Regions from separate parts of the Mus musculus genome. Here region 1 is linked to region 2. A link is a contact called in ENCODE Hi-C or POLR2A ChIA-PET data. All regions are on one chromosome and are shown on one strand. The core of a region is the stretch at or near the end of the contact, and the rest is flanking DNA. Distances in the headings are between cores, read along the strand shown.

Region 1 (6,835 bases), core at 877-3,376, 34 kb after region 2:
TAAGGCCTGACTGGAGTCCTTCAGCCTGAACAACCCTGAACAGCCTCCGAAGAGCCCCACCCTCACTTTCACGAATCATCTCTCAGTTAAATTCTCCTCACACGGCCACGCTGAGGGAACCTGCCACCTCCCACTGGACCCTGACTGGCACAGACCTGCACATGGGGACTCTCTTCCACCATGGCCCACTCTGCCTGCACTGATTTCAGTCTTGGAGAGCTGCCCACTCTCCATCTCATACTGAAATGAAAAGATAATTTATCTAAAACCAGTTCATATTTTAGAAAACTCCGAAGTTCAAGCCCATGGTAGTTGTATCATTTGATGTGTGAGTCGACTTAAGTGCAAATCAACGCCTACTATGCAGTATTCACAATAGATCCGTTATGAAGTCGACCTCAGTGTCCAACGGCAGAGGCTGGAGAGGAAAGGATATGCACTGGACAAAAGAAAAGCAAAGTCGGCTATGTTCTCTGCAGGAAAACAGATGGGACTAAAGATCACTGAACACAGCAAGTAAGTCTCAGGAGACAGAGGCAGTGTGTTTTCTCTTTTGTAGCTCCTAAATTATATGTAATCAACAAAGTCTGTCTGTGTGTGTGTGTGTGTTTACGGGCATGTGTGTGTGTGTGTGTGTGTGTGTGTGTGTGTGTGTGTGTGTGTGTAAACTGTCAAGAGAGAAGAGAAAAGCGAGTGGCACACAGTGGAAACAGGGTAGAGGGACATGCTCCACATACAATCTATACCTGTATTAATTTTTCAAATAATAACAATAAATAAAAAGGACCGAGAAGATGTCTGAGTTGGTAAAATGCCTGTCACACAAATGTAAGGTCTTGGGTTTGGATTGGCAGAATCCACATAAGGAGCCTGAAGTGGATGTGTGTGCCTCTAACCCCAGCTCTGGAGACTGGGAGTGTGGGGAGACAAGCAGATTCCTGAAATCTATTGACCAGCCTACCTTAGCTGAATCAATGAGCTGCAGGTTCAGTGAGAAACTGCATAAAAAAAAAATGAAAAGAAGATGGTGCGTGATCAAAGAATTTATGAACTCTACATCTACACACATACACATGCCTATACTAAGTACATATAGCACAGACACCCCAAAAATACATAAGGAAATATATTTTAAAGTCAAATACACATAAAATAAATCTTACATGTAGATTTTTAGACAAGATTTTCAGTTTGTTTGACTTATTGTAGGCATCGTAAGGATTGATTTCTTTCATTGACAGGATGCTTACTGTTCAATAAATACTGGCTACTGTTTAACAATGTAAACTGAGCTCTCTTTAAGATCTACAGAATGCAGGCCAACGATCAACCTTCTCTCCTGCCCTGGGCACACTGCAGGCTTGGATTTATAAAATTCTTCTTAAATTACAGCTGTGTCCCGTGCTATGCCAAGAAACACTGACAAGTGACCTGGTGACCAAATAGAAGGAGGAGGAAAGGACCAATAGAAGGAGGAGGAAGTAAGAGGCGGAGTCTCGATGGGGAGGTTGTCGGAGGTTGCTGGGCAACTAACAGTTTATAAGGTAGTTTCTCATTTCACTATGGACCTTTCTGAATCTTTTCAACGTGGAAATTTACGCTTAAACAGAAGCAGATGTATGTGTTTTGGGCCCCTTGTTTCAAGTGCTGGATTGAGCCCCACCCTTGCAGGTGCCATTCAAATTCCCTACCACCAAGTCCCAAATTCTGTGAAAATGTTGAAAAGGGTATTCAGAAGAGGAAATAGAGATGTAACTGTGGACTGGGTAAGATGAAACAGCACCCAGCAGCAGCTAGCAGGAAGGCAGGAAGAACGCTGTGGCTGCGGTAGGAGAATGAGTCTCTGTTTTCTATTTTGCCCTCTACTATTTTTATATGGTATTCAATGCTAGTCTGTTTGGATCCCTCTGCTAAAATGCAGAACAGGAATCTAAGAGACTTGGGAGGCTATTTTCTGTCTTTTAGGACGTCTTTGTTGGAATTGTCTTGTTTGCCATACACGCGTTCTTAGTACTTTGACAGCTAGGAGAATTCATTTTAAAGTTAAGTCAGTTTTCAAGCAATAAACCTGTTGTGAAAGAGAGAAAAGCAACTTGAATGCTTGGTCGCACCCATTAAAGGGCGACACGCGAGCACGCACACACTCAGTCCTCCCACTGTTCTTTCCTGGACATACAGCTGTCATCAGAGTGTGGTACAATTTTCATCCTATTTTGGTGTACTGTGACTAAGCATAGTCCCAGTACTTCGAAGACTTTGAATATTTACAGATGAGGCTGTAAGGACTCTAAGTGAAGTGCAGCACCCAGAGCCGGAAGTGAGGATAGAAAATCCCGCCCTCTCTCCTTTGCCTTTTCAGATTCTTAGAGATTAGGCGCTTGTGCATCTCAACCTAGGCCTCTGCTCTGCTGGCTGCCAGCTGTTATCCCCGTCCTCATTCTGAGTTCCCGAAGTTATTGAGTCAGGTTTGGCTCTGAGCTGTAACATGAATTACATTTCATTGTTCTTCCTGTGAATCTTGTAAAGTAAATGCTATTATTTCTCCCATTTTATGGGTGAGAAAAATGAAGCCATAAGAGATTAAGTTCCTGACAGAGGTTACCACACAGGGAACAAATGCATTATACAGTGTGTCTTCCCAGGTCTGTCTCTATACTATAGTGACTACTGTCAAGATGTATGAGGTGAAGGCAGTAGAAGTTTCTAGTTATCACTTATGAACATATTCTGACAGGGACAGGCATCTTGTTTCTCTCATTTGTCATTGTGTCTCCAGCACTGAGTATGGACCAAGTTACATAGTATGTGTTCAGCAAATTAATGCTGAAGAGAGGAAGTGGGGGAGGAGAAGCAGGAAAGGAAGAAAGCAGGGGGAAGGAGTAGGGAGAAAGATTCTTAAAGAAAATAGTGTACTTAGCAAAATAAATAAAGTACATAAAAACATATAATTGTTTATTTATTTGTTTGTTTGTTTTGAGCCAGAGCCTTACTATATATCTTTGGCTGTCCTGGAACTTACTATGTAGACCAGGCTAGCTTCAAACTCACAGAAATATGCTTGCCTCTGCCTCCTGAGTGCTGGCACTAATGGCGTGCCTGGCTAGGAATGTACAATTGTACTGAAGACACTAAAGCCTTGTCCAGGATATTCTGTCTTCTGAAGAGTTACAGAAACAGTCTGTTATTCAGGAGGGACAGCCATTTGTCGAGTGCTGGAGACCTAGTCCCCAGCAAGTATAAAGAGACACACATGCTAGCTGAGTGAAACCCGGGGAAGAATAGCAGAAGGCAGCTTCTCGTTCCAGAAGATTCCAAGAGCAAGGATGGGCAGATGACTCCACTGGTTGTGAGCAACACCAGGGTCTGATAGGGATCCAGAGGGAGCATTCCCAGCAGCACCGGGGGAAGATTTTCCATTTTTGTTAAACCCTGACAAGGGCTCATGGTCACCCTACTCCAGAAAGTATAGAGGAACACACCTCGTCGTACCAAAACCGAGTTAATAATGAGTCTGTTTCACTCTGCCACTTCTGCCAAATGCCCAGTGCTAGGCCAGAGGGATGAACAAAGACAGCGTCACTATGCTCCTTCAACGTGCAACAAGTCAGCAAGTGGATGAGACATGGTAAGAAACGGGTCTGGAGAGAGGGCTCAGTGGGTAAAGTACTTGCTATGCAAGCTTGAGGACTGGAGTTCAGTTCCCACCACCCATGTAAAAGTCAGCTGTCGCTGTACATATCTGCAACCCCAGCGCCAATGGGAGGCTTGCAGAGGTGCCCCCCACCCCAGGGCTGACTGGCCAGCCAGCATAGCCCATCAGTAAACTTAAGCTTCAGCACGAGGCCCTGTCATAAAAAATAAGGTAGAGAGAGATAGAGGAATACACCCTCAATCAATCTCTGGCCTCCACACCCACATGCATGGGCAGGAGCACCCACATGTATGGGAAGGAGCACCGACACCTATGTGCATGGAAAGGAGCACCCACACCCATGTGCATGGAAAAGAGCACCCATACACAGGAAGGAGCACCCACATACAGGAAGGAGCACCTAAACCCACATGCATGGGCAATAGTACTCACACCCACATGCATGGGCAGGAGCACCCACATGTGTAGGAAGGAGCACCCACACCCAAGTGCACAGGAAGGAGCACTCACACCCATGTCGTGAGAAGGAGCACCCACACACAGGAAGGAGCACCCACACCCACGAGCATGGTCAGGAGCACCCACATGTATGGGAAGGATCACCCACACCCAAGTGCATGGGAAGGAGCACCCACACCCACATGCATGGGTAGGAACACCCACACCCATGTGCATGCATGCTCATTTCACCAGCACACATTCTTTTTAAAGAATAAAATTTCAACAAGTAATTAAAACAATGCAGAAGATAAAAATGGGGTTTCTGTAGCTTTCACCAAACCAGCAACCAAAGACAAAATCTATCAGAAAAGGATTTTGGGCTCTACAGAGAGACTGTGCTACCAGATTACAAATGGTACAAAGGAAAGCAAGAAGCCTCTCTCTGTTTTCCCCATCATACCAACAAATGCAATCCATTCTTCTTTCTGAGTCTGTGTGTGCTGTTTCTCAGGATGCTGAAAGACACTTGGCCAAATCAGACTGTAGTAGCTCACGCTGTACAAGACAGAGGAAGTAGTAAACGCATATGAGGGAAATTCCATTCCCTTGAGTTAGAGGGGACTTAGTGACCCGTGCTCACCTGGCTTCTGGAAACTGACCATTTTCCTGGCCCAACTAACCGCTGCAGAGGATTCAGCGGGTTCTAGGGTCTTGGAAAGGAGAGACTCATTTCCTGTGGCTCTTGACCTAACTCAAGGTAGGGAGTTGCACTGCTCTGGGCAAAGGTTTGACTGCTGGAAGCAGAGAGACTCAGAGCTGAGGGCAGAGCAGGGAGGCTGTGGCAACTCCACATGGGGGCCAGGACTAACGAGGCACTTGAGCAATTGACTTGTTCCATCTCCAAGCCAGAGAAAAAACATTCAAAACCACGGAACCCCTTTCCAGGTCTGCAGGACCTCGGCTGAACCTAACAAATCAGCTCACAGGGAAAATGAAGACAGGAGGTGGGGCAGGAGCTGGGGAGGGGAAACTGCTGAGCCACAGCTGTGCCTTGGCTGTAGGCACAGGTGGTACTTTACAGGGGTCCAGTGCAGAAGGCAAATATGTTGGCTCCCATTGGAGAACTACATCATGGCTGCCAGTCAAGCCTTTACTCTGTGCCACAAGCAAACTGCTGAAGGTTTCCAGCAGGACTGGGCTCAGATCCATGAGAACCATGGCCCGGAGATGCATAGTGAGAGGTGATGGAGAAGGTGACCCTCCAGAAGGGGTGAAACGGAGGACTGACCAAGAGGACCTGCAGCACACATCTTTTTTTTTTTTTTCATTTTTTTTATTAGGTATTTAGCTCATTTACATTTCCAATGCTATACCAAAAGTCCCCCTTACCCACCCACCCCCACTCCCCTACCCACCCACTCCCCCACTTTGGCCCTGGCGTTCCCCTGTACCGGGGCACACAAAGTCTGCGTGTCCAATGGGCCTCTCTTTCCAGTGATGGCCGACTAGGCCATCTTTTGATACATATGCAGCTAGAGTCAAGAGCTCAGGGGTACTGGTTAGTTCATAATGTTGTTCCACCTATAGGGTTGCAGATCCCTTTAGCTCCTTGGGTACTTTCTCTAGCTCCTCCATTGGGAGCCCTGTGATCCATCCATTAGCTGACTGTGAGCATCCACTTCTGTGTTTGCTAGGCCCCGGCATAGTCTCACAAGAGACAGCTACATCTGGGTCCTTTCAGTAAAATCTTGCTAGTGTATGCAATGGTGTCAGCATTTGGAAGCTGATTATGGGGTGGATCCCTGGATATGGCAGTCTCTACATGGTCCATCCTTTCATCTCAGCTCCATACTTTGTTTCTGTAACTCCTTCCATGGGTGTTTTGTTCCCACTTCTAAGGAGGGGCATAGTGTCCACACTTCAGTCTTCATTTTTCTTGAGTTTCATGTGTTTAGGAAATTGTATCTTATATCGTGGGTATCCTAGGTTTTGGGCTAGTATCCACTTATCAGTGAGTACATATTGTGTGAGTTCCTTTGTGATTGTGTTACCTCACTCAGGATGTCATCCACTTCAGTCAGACACCTCGGGCCCTTCCACGTGGAAGGGGAATCAACTCCCCTGCAATGAAAGGGCTGGGGCTGATGTCACTTGCAGAAAAATGCAAGGACTTTTTGAGACTTGCTATGCAGACATAGAGCAGGTCACCTTTGAAAGCTGAGCCCTGGGTGGTACTCAAGCAGGCTGGAAGAAGTGGCTATGGCAGTCTTAGTCCATCTGAAGCGTGTTGTCACAGGCTTCCCTATTGTAGAGCTAAAGCTCTCCTATGTCAACCCACGGCATGGTCATCGTTAAAAAGTTCACATTCAGTCTCCTCTCGAAGGTGCAGTGGGCTTTTCCACAACTCTTCCTCTTTGCTAAGAAAAGTGCTTATCACTGCCATCATTTACATGGCTTTGTTTTGTCTGAACAATCATTTAATTCTTGTATCTCACTCTCTGAGAGGGAGAGGAGACAGAGAGGGAGGGGGAGGGGGAGGGCTAAGCAGAGGGAGAGGGAGAGGGAGAGGGTGAGGGGAAGGGAAAGAAAGGAAATGGGGACAGATATACCTGTATGTGTATATATGTGTATGTATGTCTATATGTATGTGTATAAGTATATATGTGCATATTGTATATATGTGTATATATGCATGTCTGTGTATATGTATGTGTGTATGTGCATATGTATGTATCTATGTAT
Region 2 (6,100 bases), core at 3,520-6,019:
CAGCCTCTCTGAGAACCAATAGATAGGAGTCAGGAATTCATTAGCAGATAGATGGTGTTGTGTCTTCAAGGGAACTGTCCCCCAGGGGCTCATGTGTTTGAACATGTGGTCCCCAGCTGGCAGTGCTATTTTGGAAGGTTGTAGAACCTTTAGGAGGAAGAGTCCTCCTGGAGAAAGTAGGTCATGAGAGGCGGGCCTTTCCTAGCCCAGCTCCACTTCCTGTCTCAGTCTGCTTCCTGACAGCAGATGCCACCCGCTGCCATGTTCCCCTTGAGTGATGCACTATATCCTCTCTTGAACTGTAAGCCCAAACCAACTCTTCCTCCCTTTAATTGCTTCTTGTTAGGTGTTTGGCCATACATAGCAACAAGCAAAGTAACTAGTACAGATAGATGGTGGCAACTTAAAGCCACGGACATGGAGTGTGTGTGTGCAGGAGTGGCTACTGGGAAGAACCTTGCATGCAGTGAGCTTCAGAGAGAGAAGAGCATTAGGAGAGAATGGAGGTTGTTCCAGAGCCCCAGAGTGTGGACAATGCCACCCTGGAGACAAGCTACTGGTGGTACATCCTGGATGCACTAGTCAACACACTTACCAACACACTTCACCAACACACTTACTTTCCTGAGCCAATCACTTCACCAAGTTGTTCCAAGGAGATGGCCTGATCCATGCAAAGTGCCTTAGAACATGGGCTGCCATGTGCTTCGTCCTTTTCAGAAGTTTATTTTTAAGTGTATCGGATAGTAACCAAATTGCAGCATTCGTTCGGTTTGCAAGAAATAGAGTCCCCAGAGAGCAGAAGTCTCCTATCAACGGGCTGCTTGCACCAATCACCTTCTGTAAGCTACTGATATTCACAAATCAGATTTGTCTCTGAGGACAGCATCTACTTAGCAAACAGAACTCCTTTGTCTCTTTAGTTTCCCCAACAATCCAAAAAGCAAAAGGACTTGTTTCTCAACTGAGATTAACTTACTGATGTCATCTGGAACCTAACCGCCAAATGGGAATTTGAACCCCAGTTTTCTGGTTGCAGGTTGGTCCCATTCTGCTTTTTTCTTGGAAATTTTTGTGGCCCATCTTACCAGCACTACAAAATGTTTTGAGATGATTTTTGCCTATAGTAACTCCGGCCATGTTTGCTGTGAACCTCCAGTGCCATCAGTGGGGCTGTGGGTTAAAAGACATCAGGGTATAATGTTTTGTACCACTATGTTCTTATACCTCTACCTCCCATCTGAATGAAATGATTTGCCAGTGGTCAGACCCTGTAAATACCATTGTGTATAAAGTATTAACACCATTACTAATAAACTGGGAGAAAAAAGGCACTGAAGGTTAGATTCTTTTCATTTTAATTGATGTCTTAGGGTCTTACTGCTATGAACAGACACCATGACCAAGGCAACTTTTATAAGGAAAACATTTAATTGGGAGTAGCTTACTGGTTTCAAGTTTCAGTCAATTATCATCATGGTGGGAGCATGGCAGCATCTAGGCAGACATGGTGCAGGAGGAGCTGAGAATTTTACTTCTTCTTCCAAAGGCAAACAGCAGAAGACTGACTCCTCAGGTAGCTAGGAGAAGGGTCTCAAAGCCACACCCACACTTCCTCCAACAAGGCCACACCTCCTAGTAGTGCCACTCCCTGCCAAGCATATTTAAACTACCACACTTGGATTTAAGAATATCTAGCGTGTGTGTGTGTGTGTTTGTGTGTCTGTCTGTCTGTCTGTCTGTCTTTCTGTCTATCTGTCTGTACATAGTCTAAGTTTTAAGACCCAGGTTCAGATATAATATAATATAATATAATATAATATAATATAATATAATATCGTCAGAACGCCAAGGAGATAGATGCTGTCTTCAAGTCTGGGTTTATGTACACACGACTGATTCAAAGAGGTTGCTCTGCAGTGATGCTGTGCTCCTACAATCCAGACTGAGAAATGAGTCACCATGACATCAGGGTTGTTCTGCAGTGATGCTGTACTCCTACAATCCAGACTGAGAAATGAGTCACCATGACATCAGGGTTGTTCTGCAGTGATGCTGTGCTCCTACAATCCAGACTGAGAAATGAGTCACCATGATATCAGACACTTCATCAAAGTTCCTCTACTTGGTTGTCTCTAGGCAACATGGGGCTCAGTGCAGCCACAATTAAAGTTAGAGTAGCTGGTGTGGGAATGGCTGCTGATCATTGCAGTGTCAAGAAAGAGCCAGGTGGGCCCAATGATGCATTCAAAGTGGGCATTTAGCTTACTTTCCTCCCAAAGCCTACAAATGACAGTAAAAGGATTTTATTACAGGCAAGCACCTACAGGGACAAAGAAGAGATAACAACAGCGATGAATTTTGGATGCTGGAAAGCAGATGGGCAAGTGGTAACTGATTCAACCAACCTGAAAATGTCGGAGGAGGGAGGGCGAGAGCGAAGAACCACCAGACTTGCATTGTGTAACCAGAACATGGCTCGGGGGCTTGCAGGACTAGGTATCCTGAAATCAGGGTTGAGAGTGAAACTAAAGGCAAAGGGGATGAGAGTCTCATCCCGAGAGTCTGCTGGACCAGATGCTCTTTCCCCAGGCAGCTAGACAACCAACCAATAGCCCCGTCCCCCCAAACCTGGCTCAGCCTAGGATTCTGGCTCTGCAATGGGATTCTGTAGTGGCTCAACTAGTAGCCTAATATGTGTCTCCGTGGCTTGACTCTTCCACAGAAATACTGTTTTTTTTTTGTTTTTTTTTGTTTTTTTTTGTTTTTTTTTTTTTTGTCAGGGAGACTTGCTTTGGTTCCTGGGACATGGGCAGAAGTGACAGTGAGCAGTGTCTTAGCTTTCAGCATAAAAGATATTGTACTTCCATCCACTTCCTGTGTTGAATTTCTGATATAGCTGTGAGAAGAATATGTCCTGGCCACCTGCTAGCCCAAGAAGAATGAATGTCTGCGAGGCAGACCAGATCTGAGCCCATGGCCAGGAGCCAAGCACAGCTAATGTGCAGGCTCATAAGCCAGATGCAAGCACCTGTAGCTGTCATCTGCCCCTGAAATTCTGTGGGATTTGTTCCACAGCATGGTTGGCAGGATTGAAAATATGGACCTAGAAATAGAATGTGGCTGTAATGAAAACAATAATATATGCTATTGACATTGGGAACAGGTGGCAATAGATCATAAATATAGTGTTCTGCAGTATACATTTCTATGCTAAAATATAAGGAATAAAATAGAATACAAGATTATAACCCATGTTGACACCTACTCCCCCCCCCCAACGGAATCATTGTTATTGATAGAAACCTGAGAGAATTTTAATCTTCTGCATGTACCTAAAGCTTTGAGAAAGAAGGCCTGGAGAAAAAATATTTACAGAGCATGCTAGATAATTTTACATCAACCAGACACAAGCTACAGTCATCAGAGAGGATGAAACCTCAATTAAGAAAATGCCTCCATAAGATCAGCCTGTAGACAAGCCTGTGGGATATTTTCTTAATTAGTGATTGATGTGGGAGGATCCAGCTCATCGTGAGTGATGCCATTCCTGGGCTGGTGGTCCTGGGCTCTATAAGAAAGCAGGCTGAACAAGCCATGATGAGCAAACCAGTAAGCAGCATCCCTCCATGGCCTCTGCATCAGCTCCTGCTTGGCTTGAGTTCCTATCCTGACTTCCTTCAGTGATAAACAGTGACATGAAAGTATAAACTGAATAAACCCTTTCCTCCCCAAGTTGTCTTAGTCATGATGGGTCATCCCAGCCATAGAAAGCCTAACTAAGACACAGGGTGACTCGAGTGGGCTCAGCAGTCTCAGGCCAAGGCAGTAAGGAGCTTACAAGTACAGAAGAACGGGGAGAGGCCCTGCTCCATAGGCGTGTGGAAAAGCCATACCACCCTGGCCTCTGTGTAAGCCTGAGCCATGGCTCTTTCTTCCTATGTCCATCAGTGGCAGCTTTGACTTTTCCCGGCTTGGTTTGTGGCATCTGTGTTTGAAAGGCTCTTGAGGCTGCCTCCGGAGCCTCCTGGAACTAGTGCCTCAGATAATTTCTCAGGGCCCAGCACTCACCTGCTGTTTAATTAATCAATTAATTAATGGTCCTAAACAAGTCATTTCAGCCCACAGACTTGCATTCCCTTGACAAATGTCTCTACAATGGCTATTTGTCCTAACTCTCAAACTACGGAAGCATGAGAACTCCTTAAGTTCAGAGTGTGGAGCCCCAGGTCAGGCCACAGGAACTGCTGGCAAAGTGTAGACTGTACAGGAGTGAGGAGAGGGGTTACCTGGTGTGGGTAGTGTGTTTAAAGACTTATTTCTAGCCATGAAGAGAACTTTAGTTGGTCATCCCATCTAAAAAAGAAGACATTTCTCTTTAGACCATCCCCAGGAAGTAAGAACAGGGCTCATGGTACATCATGAGCCAGTTATACCTAACATGTGAGAGCCCCCTTCCCCAAAACTAGATGAAGAATGGAGAAATGCCTCTCTAGCTGAATGTATGTATGCATGTATGTATGTATGTATGTATGTATGTATGTATGTATAGGGCAGTTGACTTCTCACTGGCTCACCCATAATGCACCCTGCTGCCAGGGTGTCAGATCCAAGTTTATCCCTGGAAGATGCTGGCCAGGAGTGCAAGTGGAAGCTCGGAGGAAGCCCCATATGGCTGCTCATTCTGAGGCAAGCGAGAACATTCCTGTCCATATGAAGAATGTAAATGTCAGAGATGCAGAGCTGCCAGTCCATCAGATGAAGTCGCTAACAATTCACATCTTCCTAGGCTTCTGCCTCAGCCTAGACCAGCTGGAACTCCAGCAGGCTTATAAAACACCTCTCCGCCAGCCATGGACCATGCTTTCTGATTCCAACACACCCTCTCCATATGCACTGGCTTGCTGAACCACATTCCCTTCTCTTCCCTAGTTTCCCTGGCTACAAACACCAGGCAAAGCCAAGGGGGCAATGGCAATTAGATACAGCACAACCCTCAATGAATAAAAACATGTCTAACTCGGAACCTGCCTGCTTCCCATTGCTCATCATCTCTGAGCACAGCTGCAGAGCACACGAGTGACCTGGGGCTCATGCAAGGCAGGTCTCATCAGCCTCCAGCACAAGACTACATAGGCAAACCCCATATCTAACACAGCATGGGTGGAGAGAGGGCAAAGGGAATAGATGGGAGAGATTTGATATGAATAGTGTGACCAGACAGATGTAGGGGTGGATAGCACTGAAAAGTACGTTGAGTTGATTCTCTCCAGGGTGGTAACATAGCAAAGAACTTGATCAGATTAGAATAGAGCCCTCTATGTGGCTTGTTGATTGCCTGTGTGGGCAACTACACCTGCAGAGCTGGCTAGAGGCCGACAGCCACAGGATGCTTCCTTTCCTAACCCACACCTTCTCCTTCCCACAGTTCCCTTCTGTCTCCTGCATGTTTGGAGGAATGTGGGTGGGTGTGTATCCTGGGTACCTGGGAAGGAGCCCAACTTTCTCTTAGTAAGACTTCTGCCACTGGATTGGATGCAATGTCCTCACTATGTATAATGTTGCTGTAGGGACAACCACACGTTCACATTTGAAAGAGGCACACTTTGCTTCCAAACTGAGTAGTTGGGACAGAAGGTCATCCTGTATTGCCTAACTCCTCTGTCCCAGATGAACAACAGTCATTTCTGGTATGAGTCTTCATGTGGCCACCTCTGTGGCCAACTCTTCCCAATTTAATGCTCACTGTGGAAAGCAAGAGATTGCCACAGTCTCAATGAAGTCTTTGGGATGTAAGTCAAGTGATAGATGATGGTTATTGGGACTATTTGTTATGAAAGGTCCTTCCCAATCATGTTTAGACACCTGGTCTCTGCCTGGCATTGAGATAGTCATTAACTGTCCCCAGGAAGTAAGAGCAGGGCCCATGGTGTATCATAAACCAGTTAGAAAATACATGTGACAACCTGCCACAGACTGGATGAATAACAAAGAAATAGCTCTCTAGCTGGGCCAAGGGAGTATTTATAGGACAGTTGACCTCTCACTGGCTTACCCATAATGCATTAACAAATGACAAGTCCAATAAGGATACCCCAGT

Evidence for each region. Hi-C counts contacts between places; a loop is a spot of excess contacts on that map. ChIA-PET counts read pairs that join two places held with the same protein, here RNA polymerase II (POLR2A).
Region 1: a map of T-helper 17 cell shows a loop between it and region 2 (2.1-fold over the local background). The contact joins two enhancer-like sites. A Hi-C loop is called at or near these places in 2 of 37 maps with a recorded cell type or tissue (T-helper 1 cell and T-helper 17 cell). POLR2A ChIA-PET finds 5 or more read pairs at or near these places in 1 of 5 experiments (Patski).

What each region holds. Positions count from the first base shown.
Region 1 is chr15:37,642,616-37,649,450 of GRCm38, forward strand. It overlaps Gm41304 (a long non-coding RNA gene), which reads left to right. Exons shown (of 3, transcript XR_003951635.1): 1 at 1-516; 2 at 1,393-1,544. It also overlaps a transcript of Ncald not described here. Among named protein-coding and RNA genes, the nearest start is that of Gm41304, 4.8 kb to the left of the region's middle. Within about 2 kb of position 2,127, at least 1 of the 3 ENCODE cell types and tissues checked has a DNase peak (open chromatin) inside an H3K27ac peak, as active enhancers do.
Region 2 is chr15:37,605,682-37,611,781 of GRCm38, forward strand. It overlaps a transcript of Ncald not described here. Among named protein-coding and RNA genes, the nearest start is that of Gm24833, 5.2 kb to the left of the region's middle. Within about 2 kb of position 4,770, at least 1 of the 3 ENCODE cell types and tissues checked has a DNase peak (open chromatin) inside an H3K27ac peak, as active enhancers do.